Regions from separate parts of the Homo sapiens genome. Here region 1 is linked to region 2. A link is a contact called in ENCODE Hi-C or POLR2A ChIA-PET data. All regions are on one chromosome and are shown on one strand. Each heading gives the region's core, a stretch centred on a gene start or an enhancer-like site at or near the end of the contact. The rest is flanking DNA. Distances are from core to core; before and after follow the strand shown. Region 1 overlaps LOC101928306 (a long non-coding RNA gene). Region 2 overlaps LOC101928306 (a long non-coding RNA gene).

Region 1 (5,077 bases), core at 883-3,382, 47 kb before region 2:
AAAAAAAAAGCTTGGCAGGGCTTAATGTACAGACCACGTGGCGGTAGGTTGGGGTTGGGCAGGAAGGGTTGGAAACCAGGGAGGTGAGTGAGCATTCTTGTGTTCTAGAAAGGTTGCTCTGGTTGCTGTGTGGAGGCTGGAGGATCCAGGGAGCCCCCCAGGAGGCTGCTGCACTAGTCCAGGTGAGAGCCCATGGGCTGTGGGGGGACAGCAGCAGGAGGGCTGAAGAGGAGGTGGCAGGTGGGGGATGGGAAGCCTATGGACCAGAACAATCAGTAGAAGGGCAGGGGAGTGACAGGCATGATTCCTGGATCTTATATGGCCATGACCTGGATGAGTGGAATGGAATCTACCTCCTGTGTCCCTAAATCACTTTTTTCTTCTGGCATTTCCCCATGGTTTTTTGGATTGTTAGCCACAAATATGATTCAAGACCTAGAAAACCTGTTTTATTCCCACTTAAAAATAATTAACAGGGCCTTGCTAATATTGTTGTAAATGCTTTGGATGGTACTGGACCACATCAATAGGAGTAGAGCGGCCAGAATATGGGAGGTGATGCCCCCTGGATACAGCTCACGGCACCTGTCCCAGCGTGCAGTCCAACCCAGAGTGAACACTGATGTGTGTGCCAAGAGGAGGGACCCCCAAACACACACCCAAATAGCCACTAGGAGCGTCAGATGAAGAATCTCGGGGTGCTCACCCTAAAACTAGGAAGACTTGGAACAGATAAAATACCCAAGAGCTGGCCGGGCACGATGGCTTAAGCCTGTAATCCCAGCACTTTGGGAGGCCGAGGCGGGCGGATCATGAGGTCAGGAGATCGAGACCATCCTGGCTAACACGGTGAAACCCCTTCTCTACTAAATATACAAAAAATTAGCCGTGCGTAATGGCGGGCACCTGTAGTCCCAGCTACTCGGGAGGCTGAGGCAGGAGAATGGCGTGAACCCGGGAGGTGGAGCTTGCAGTGAGCTGAGATCACTCCACTGCACTCCAGCCTGGGCGACAGAGTGAGACTCCATCTCGAAAAAAAAAAAAAAAAAAAAAAAAGAAAAGAAAAATACCCAAGAGCTCTGTGGCTGTGTGCCTTGCTTCCATCTGGGGCTGGAGGTGATTATTAGCTTTGTTCCAGTTGGTGCCAAAAAGTAGAATTAAGAGCACGCATGGAGGCCAGGCACAGTGGCACACACTCATAACCCTAGCACTTTGGGAGGCTGAGGCAGGAGGATCTCTTGCGTCCAGGAGTTCAAGACCAGCTTGGGCAGCATGGCAAAACTCTGTCTCTACTAAAAATACAAAAATTAGTCAGGTGTGGTAACACATGCCTGTAATCCCAGCTGAGGTGGGAGGATCGCTTGAGTCTGCAGGACGAGGTTGCAGTGAGTGGTGATGGCACCACTGCACTCCAGCCTGGGCGACAGAGCGAGGCTGGAGTCTGTCTCAAAAAAAAAAAAAAAAGAAAAAAGGAAAAAAAAAACAGCACGCACGGAAGCGAGAGCTGTCCAGGGGTGTCCAGGAATGAAATTGGCTGGCCTGGGCATAGGAGTAAGCCCCTCATCCCAGGAGCCACCAAGGAGAGACAATGTTACCTCTTGGGAAGAAAGTAGAGGGCATATCTGCATTTGAGGTTGGACAAAGTGACCTTTAGTCATCCTCCCAAAACTGCAGATTCACAAATCTGTGAATGAAATGTCCCGAGAAGGGAGCCGTGAGAAGGCCCTGAGAAGCAGCCACCCGCCCCTGCCCGGATTCCCACTCCCGTCAGGAGACACCTAAACCGAGAGAGCCAGCAGGCTTGAGGAGCCCGTGTCCACTGCCCCACTCCACAGACGGGAGCACAGAGAGTGGAGGCAGGATGGACTCACACAGCCTCACATATCTCACTCCTGCTCACTCCTGCCCAGTGGGCCGAATTCAAGACCCCTAAACGCCTCCGCTCACTCTGTTTCCTTATATTTCACTTGTGATTTTTTAAAAGGTCAGTTTATTTCCTATGATCTGCAAGAAGGCAACTGGTATGTGAAAGGGTGAGTGTGGGTGGCTGTTTCCAGTTAAACAAGAGAAAGTTTTTCTAACTGTGTCAAAACTGTGGAGGAGAGACTGGCTAGGCTTCATTAGGATCAGCCCGCGGCGCCCAGGCGCGGCTTAGTCACTGTGGCTTCCTCACTCCTCAACACTTAACCAGCATCTTTGGTCCCCCACCCCCAACCCTGACAAATCTTTAGGCTCTGCCTGGGGCTTGGTGGCAGCCGTCCGAGGTTCTCCAGCCCTTGACAAAGGTCAGTCTGTAGGCCCATCACAGCCAGAGAGCATGGAGGCTGTGCTCGGGCCCTGCTGACTCATGTGGCTGACAGCCAGCGATCCAAGGCTCCACGGGCACTGCTTTGCATCACAGGGTGTCAAGCCAGTGGCAGGGACCCACCCAGGCCAGCCAGTCTCCACTCCCAAATCCAACCCAACCCCGCCCTGCTGCAGGGCTCTCAGCCTTGGGCACTGGGGGCGTCTGGGGCCACCTAGTCCTTTGTCGGTGGTGGGGCTTTGCACTGTGGGGTGTTTAGCCACAGACCCGGCCTCCACCCACAGGATGTCAGCAGCATCACCAGATGATGGCCCAGTCATGACAGCCAAAAACGCCCCAGACATGGCCAAATCAGGGCCCAAATCAGCCCTGTGTTGAGAAGCTCTGAGCTACAGCCAACAGCATCCTCCCTCTTTGTCTTGTTTCCAAAATATTCTTGTGAGGTTCTACAGGAAAAAAGAAAAAAAATGCCTAAGTTTTTATGTCGGGATGTGGACAAGAATGGGAGGCCACAAGCCCTGGCTTGACCCCATGGAGGTCGAGGGTGTTTTACACAGGGCCATCACACATGGACATCACCTTGCTGGCACCTAGAGGCATTGACTGTGCCATCCCTAACCCAATCCAGCCCTCTCCTATCATGGAGGAAGAAAGTGCAGCCCAGAGAGGTTAAGCAACCAGCTGGAAGTCACACAGCAGGCTTAGTCATCTAACCCCCTATCCAGTGCTCTTTCACCACCCTACACCAAGCCTGGATCCAGCCAGCACTCACCAGGAGGCTAAAACTTTGCGGAGGCAAAACATCCCCTTCCAACAGGAACTCAAGACAAGGGCAGAACCTCATTTTCATGTTACAATGCTGTGAAAATGTGCAAAGTAAAATGTGGTAAAAACATGGGTTGGGGCCAAAGCGGTGGAATGAGAAAATACTGCTTGCCATGTGAGCCGGCTAATAAAAGGAAGAGCCCAGAATTGTTTGTTGCGATTATAAGGGTCATTTTTTCCCCCTATAAAAAAGAGTAATTTTCATTTACAGGGACCCCGGGCAATTTTCCATCTAATTTGATGTTTTATAATGTCTGCAGAGCCACACAACCTCAGTAGGCTGTGGGGGCCATAGACGTTTTATTTTCAGATGTTCAAGGTTATTGGTTCATCAAGAGCAAAGGGAAAATGTGACCCGGTTTTCATGAGTCCTGTTAAGAAAGAGGGCAGGGGATGGTCTGGGTGGGTGGAAATGAATTTGCTGTGAAGCCCCCAACCCTCAGTTGAGTGCCACCCCCACTCCATTAGCACCCAGAACACCAGGCTGGTAAGGCTGGGGCAGAGTCATTGCCCCAGGTGAGGAAGCTGAAGACGACACCCTGCCTCCAGTCCAGAGCACTGCGCCACCCGGCTGACCTGCCTGCACATACATGGCCCACCCGGTTCTCCTGTTAGGAGTTTTATGTATGTTTCTCGTTTAATCATCACAGAGGCCCATGGAGTGTGGGGACTGTTATTATCTCTGGTTTACAGATGAGGAAACTGGGCTTAGAGAACTTAGCTACTGGCTTGAGGCCGCCCGAACAGGAGCTAAGAGTTCTAAATCTAACTACTCTTTCTACACCGTGGCATAATCCTCTCACCGCCACTGTCATACTAGATCCTTCCTGCTCACCCAGGCCCCACCTCTTTTGGCTTCACAAGATGGGTGCATGGTAGGGGGTGTGGGATACAGAGGGTGAAGGAGACGCAGTCTTTACCCTTAGTGCTTACAGGATCGTTGGAGACTTGAGACAGCCATCCAAAACCAATCCCAATGCACAGTGCATCATGCAGGGCCTCAGTTTCCTTTTCTGTAAAATGGGCATGACACCACTGATTTGACGGCAAGGTTAGGAGGCTTCGATGAGATAACACCATTGGGAAAAAACTTGGTCTTGATAACAAGGATTGCTCCTGTCTTGCTGAGACAGCAAAAGAAAGAAGGAATTATGGGAGTAAGGACTAGAGACGGAAGGTGAGAAAAGACGGAGCGAGGAGGAATCAGGAATGGAAGCAGAGAAGCACAAGGACAGCTGAGAGAAGAGCACAAGGTAGGGTGCCCATGGCTGGGCTTTTACTGCGCACTCAGTGTGTACCAGGCCTCGGGCTGGGTGCTTTACGTGCATAAAGCCATTCAATTTCCAACAGGGAGAGTGGAGGCGATTATTTCTACTTTACAGAGGAACCCTCTACTGCGTGACATGGGCATGGACCACAACCCAAAGGTTGTTGTGACAGAGCTCTCAACCCAACCTGGGGACCTGGAGGGATCACCGTGGGACAAAAAGGCAATCAAATTCCCAGCTCCTGGAACAGGCCCGTTCCTTCTTAAGATCTCTGTTCTTCCAGGACCATCTCTGTGCCCAGTAACACAGACTCGGTAGAAAGCAGGGAGGGACCGTAGTAAATGCAAATGTTTTTGTTTTACACAATACCTGTTCTTATAGAAATAGAGAAGACCACAGATGAGCTGGGAGAAAAGGAAAACCTCCTGAATCCCAATCCTTAGACACTGATGCATACATTTCCAATATTTATACCAAATGGGATCATAATGCATCTTGTATTTTGCAAGTTCTTTTTGAACTTTATTATAATGGACAGCTTTCCACATCATTAATATTCTTGTACAGCACTGAAATGACAAGCACTGTTCAGCCGTTGTAGAATGTTGTCTAACAATTTCCCAATTCAGCAGGCCTCCTTCACCCACTTTTGCCTTCCTTATGTCAGTTATCCACGATC
Region 2 (4,956 bases), core at 559-3,058:
CTCTTGGGCAGTCAAGGAGGAACCCCCAAACTGATCTGAAATAATGAATAAAAGTTCACTCACTAGGGAGAGCTTGGGGCTGTGGGAGGGATGAGTGCATTCAGAGCAGAGGCAGCCAATGAAACATGGATATTTTTTGGCTTGCCAGAAAATCTAGACTCCCCTGTAGATCCTCCTGATGCCAGAAAAACTGGCAAGCCAGGACCCAGCATGACATCCAGCCCCCATCCCATCTGATACGGTTTGGCTGTGTCCCCACCCAAATCTCATCTTGAATTGTAGCTCTCATAATTCCCATGTGTTGTGGGGGGGACCCAGTGAAAGATAATTGAATCATGGGGGTGGTTCCCCCCACACCGTTCTTGTGGTAGTGAATAAGTCCCAAGATCTGATGATTTTATGAGCGGTTGCCCTTTTCACTTGGTTCTCTCAATTTTCTCTTGCCTGCCACCATGTAAGACATGCCTTTTGCCTTCGGCCATGACTGTGAGGCCTCTCCAGCCACATGGAACTGTGAGTCCATTAAACCTCTTTTTCTTTATAAATTACCCAGTCTCGGGTATGTCTTTTTCAGCAGTGTGAAGATGGACTAATACACCATCTCTTTCAACTGTCCTCCAGCCTCCTGCCTGCCCTGCTATGGCACAGCCCCTGCCTCTGCTGCTCATGGGCCTCTTTAGCTCATCCTCCCGGCCCCCAGCCACTTCCACCCTACACTGGGCTCCAGGGAGGTGAGCTTACAGGCCAAGGCAGGCCACCTGGATAGCCCATGGAACCCCTTCCCTACCATTCCAATAATGCTATTTCCATGCACAGTTGCACACATGTGTGACGGTGTGTGTATGTGTGTGGGGGGGTGTATGAGAAAGAGAGAGAGACAGAGAGAGAGAGAGAGGTTTTATCCAGAGGAAATTAAGTCTCCCCATGATCTGCAGTGCCCAGACCTGGTCTGTTCAGTTCAGCTATCTAAGCTGCAAGTTTCTCTATGAGCAAAATGGGGGAAATAAGACCTAAAACCTAATTAATAGAGTTAATACATGCAAAGTGCTTAAAAGTCCACCTCAAATGTTCAAATAATGCTCACTGGCTAGTTTTATTGTATGATTAGTGCACAGATTTGTTGTTTCAATTAAATGAGATGCTATGTACAAGGGACAAAAACAATGCCAGGTAAACTGGAGCTGCTCAATGAGCAGTTGATGTTAATTTTAGGGATAAATGCTCAGGTCCAAAAACTTTGGGTTGATGACCCCAGGCAGAGTTGAAGTAGCCAAAACTCCCTCTCATTGGCCTGCATCAGAAGGTACAGGGTCAGGGATAGTCAAGAGCATTAACCAACCTGTGCTGAGTGCCTCTGTTTGCATTGCTCTGAAATTACTTAATATCCATAATATTAGAGGATGAACCATTTAATTACGCATTTCATTTACTCTCCACTACTCTTGCCCCCATCTGAAAGAGGAGGAGGCTGAGGCACAGAGAGACTAAGTAATGTGTCAAGATCACACAGCAGGTGAGTGTTGAAACTCTGCACAGGGCACAGGGCAGAGCTCTTTCTCTCAGGAAGCAGAGCTGGTCTTTGTGCAGAATCAGTTCTACCCAGCCATTCACTCCGAGAGGCAAAAAGGGGCAGCTGCTGGACCATTTGAAGTCCCCAACCCATGTGATAGAAATGCCTCAGCTGCCCACAGCCTGCCAAAACAGACCTTCACGTCACGGGCTGGTTCCCTCGCACACGGAGTCAACCAGCCTGAAACCACCATTGCGAATCTGTTTCCTGTTTTGACAGCTCACAATCCACCGTGCCACTGCTCTTTCACAAGTCTCCTCTGCCAGCCAGGCTGCTTCTGAAGCTCAGTCATGCTTTTAATAAAGGGCCGGCGGGGGAAATCAGTCCCAGGGAGCACTGCACAAATGTACGGGCTGAGAGGCTGCCGTTCAAATGTGTTCATTGTCCACAGACTCCCCTGGCCTCCAGGGTGCAGAGGCCTTCAGCCTCCACCAGTTTCTCAACCCCACTCTGAAAGGCAGGGGGTGATGAGAAGCATTGCTTGTGGCCTGGTCCCTCATGGTAAAAAGCTGGTAGTATCACACCCCCACCCCACAACCCCTGCCTCAGCCTGGCTGTGTGTGTGTGTGTGTGTGTGTGTGTGTGTGTGTGTGTGAGAGAGAGAGAGAGAGAGAGAGAGAGAACTTTCCAACAAACTCAAGCTCTGCCACTAACTAGCTGTGTGACCCTAAGAAGTCACTTATTTTTGGAGCTTAGTCTTCTCAACTGGAAAATGAGGGGCTTGGACAACAGTGATGTTTTCAAACCCAGAAGAATCCTAGAAATTTCTGGTTGTGCTTGGCCGATTTGAAAATCCTGGGTTTGATAAAAAGATAATTCGGTTCTAGAAGCCATCACCATTGTCAGAATCAACATTCGTTGAGCCTGGTGGGGTTCAGGATGTTGCCCTGAGAGCTGGGGTACTGAGAGGTATTATATCATTTTGTTCCATGCCAAATTGCTATTGCCTTAATAGTAGCTTCAGTTAACTGATAAAGCAATCAAATAGCAAGTATTTAGTGCCATCGTGGGCCAGGGAAAAAGCCAGAACCAACCTGAACTGTTCCCTGGGTTCAAATTCCACAATATTGCTGAGCTCAGAGCCCCATCTGTAAATTGTGGATTCTAATGCTTCCCTCTGAGTTTGTGAGAACCAAGGAATTGACATTTGAAAATGCTGGACACATCTGTGGTCGTCAATAATATGCCAATTTCTCTTTCCCCCAATTATCAAAGTTTAGGGGCTAGACTGTGCCACAGAGAATAAAGATAAGAACTTTTGGCTTGAAGAACTGTTTTATTTGGCTGAAGAGAAAAGACAAACACTGAGCGTGGCTCTGCAAGCCTGCTAGGGATTTTTGAAGAAAACATTTACAATCTATCTATAGAGATGAGTAATTACTCCTCAAAGCAGGTAAAACTCTGGCTTCCCAGGGCGCCTCACCTAGATATTTTTCTAGAGTTCCCCTTTGGAAACCACTTTTAAAACCAGAGAAATGTTTTTCAAATGTATCACTGTTGTTGCCAATTCATTCATTCATTCATTCATTCATTCACTCAGCAAATATTCATTGGAATAAGTACTACATCTTAGTGTTTGAGATACCACTAGGAAGTGCAATTGTAAATACGATGGTAAAGCCAGCCCTCAGTGTCCACATGGGACCCATGGGTACTGAGAGCTGATTAGAAGATATTTGAGCATCCATGGATTTTGATGTCCTCGGGGGTCCTGGACCCAATCCCCCATGGATACAGAGGGCCAACTGTATTCCTATTGTTATTTTATCATGGATGCTGTGGTTGTTGCTTTCATTACTTTTGATAATGATATCCCTGTTCTAAAGCAGCCGATAGCCTGGATTTGATTAATTTTAGCATCAGAAGTTATTTGGAGCTAAGTATAGCAACTCAAGAAACCTATGACGTGGGGTAATAGTAAGAATGTCTTCACAGTGCTTTCTCATAATATGCTTTTCCATCAAATCATTTACTGTATCCTGGTAAGACCTCTATTAAAAAGGAGCTATTTCTCCTACTATACAGAGAAGAAAAATAAGGCTCAGAGAGAGAAAAGATCTTGTCGAAGTTCACATAGCTAAAAAGTAGCTGAGCTGCCATTAAAATTTAGGTCCCTGACACAAGTCAGTAGGACTGTCACATAATAACCTGGCCAGTTATCTCACGATTATGGAAGATTTCATTAATAGCCCCAAATCCTCACCCCTCCCTGTATCACACTCTTTGCCATATGATTATTTCAGTTTTATCTCTTAAAAAAAACAAAAACAAAACAAAAAAAAAACAAAAAAAACAAGACTATTTCCCCACCCATTGACTTGGAGTTCAGCCACATAGCTTGCTTTGGTCAGTGGAATGCTAACAGGTGTGACATCACCAGTGGCCGGGATGTGTTTGGGTGGTTGGGTTTTTGTACCATTGACATGAGAAAAGCACACCTGGGTTAGAGCCTTGGTCTCTGGAGGAGGATGAGAGGTCTGTGGGGCCTGAGCTGGGCTGCCCCAGGGGAGCCTGGCTGAGCATGGGCCAAGATCAGTCACCCTCCAGCTGACCTCTGAGCTAACTAAATGCTGATTGTTGTGTGCTGCTGAGATTCTGGGTTTGTTGGTTAGGTAGTGTTATTGTGGGTAATATATATCTTCTCATCCTGTTTTTAGGGCTCAGTGGCAGCTACAGTATGGAGCAGTTCACCTCAGTGTGAGATTGAGTAGTACGAGGACTTACCTAGTGGCTAAGAACAAGATATATGTGACATGTGTTCTTAAGCATTTATCCTACTGATAAGTCATTCAAAGCACTATTTCTATGTTAAAAACACACTTGGTGTAGTATACAGCAAGATGGAAGGTATGCATGAATGAAGATCAAGTATTAGATTTTTATCACATTTTTCTTGTTAGAGGAACCCACTGTAAACTTTTCTCCCAGAACCCTTAGGACGGCCTCACTCTTTAACAGGAGTGCTTTCATGGAAAAATGAAACACTGGTCTAGTGGAAACTTGGACCATGAAGTACTGAGAGAAAGTTCTAGTGTTTTCCAACTGTATGATGCTAGGCAAGTCACTAGCCTCCGGGAGCCCCTGTTTTCTCATATAAGAGGGGGGCCCAGGCTCCAACCTAGGAGTGTGAGGAAAATCTCACTCTCATGCTATATAGTTATATAGCATGAGAGAATTTATGTTGCAAGTGTAAGGTATGGATGATGCTCATGACCTAATAAGTAAATAAAAATAACAAGTTTCCGTTGGCACAAACACGCTCTTCCACCTTTCTCCAGCAATAACTCTGCATAGAAACCCCAAGCAGTAAGTTCTGTTTCCTAGAATTCAAGAGGGACTTCTGAAATCATAGTATGCTCATGCCAAGACCCTAATGAATAGATTTA

What was found. Hi-C counts contacts between places; a loop is a spot of excess contacts on that map. ChIA-PET counts read pairs that join two places held with the same protein, here RNA polymerase II (POLR2A). Pooled maps may share reads with other maps.
Region 1: a map of natural killer cell shows a loop between it and region 2 (2.8-fold over the local background). The contact joins two enhancer-like sites. A Hi-C loop is called at or near these places in 3 of 168 maps with a recorded cell type or tissue (B cell, natural killer cell and transverse colon) and 2 of 50 pooled maps. POLR2A ChIA-PET finds 5 or more read pairs at or near these places in 2 of 52 experiments (B cell and activated CD4-positive, alpha-beta T cell).

Annotation. Positions count from the first base shown.
Region 1 is chr4:4,988,491-4,993,567 of GRCh38, reverse strand. It overlaps LOC101928306 (a long non-coding RNA gene), which reads right to left. Exons shown (of 3, transcript NR_125893.1): 3 at 4,897-5,077. Among named protein-coding and RNA genes, the nearest start is that of CYTL1, 28 kb to the left of the region's middle. Within about 2 kb of position 2,132, at least 12 of the 41 ENCODE cell types and tissues checked have a DNase peak (open chromatin) inside an H3K27ac peak, as active enhancers do.
Region 2 is chr4:4,940,968-4,945,923 of GRCh38, reverse strand. All of the region lies in intron 2 of LOC101928306 (a long non-coding RNA gene), which reads right to left. Among named protein-coding and RNA genes, the nearest start is that of CYTL1, 76 kb to the left of the region's middle. Within about 2 kb of position 1,808, at least 6 of the 41 ENCODE cell types and tissues checked have a DNase peak (open chromatin) inside an H3K27ac peak, as active enhancers do.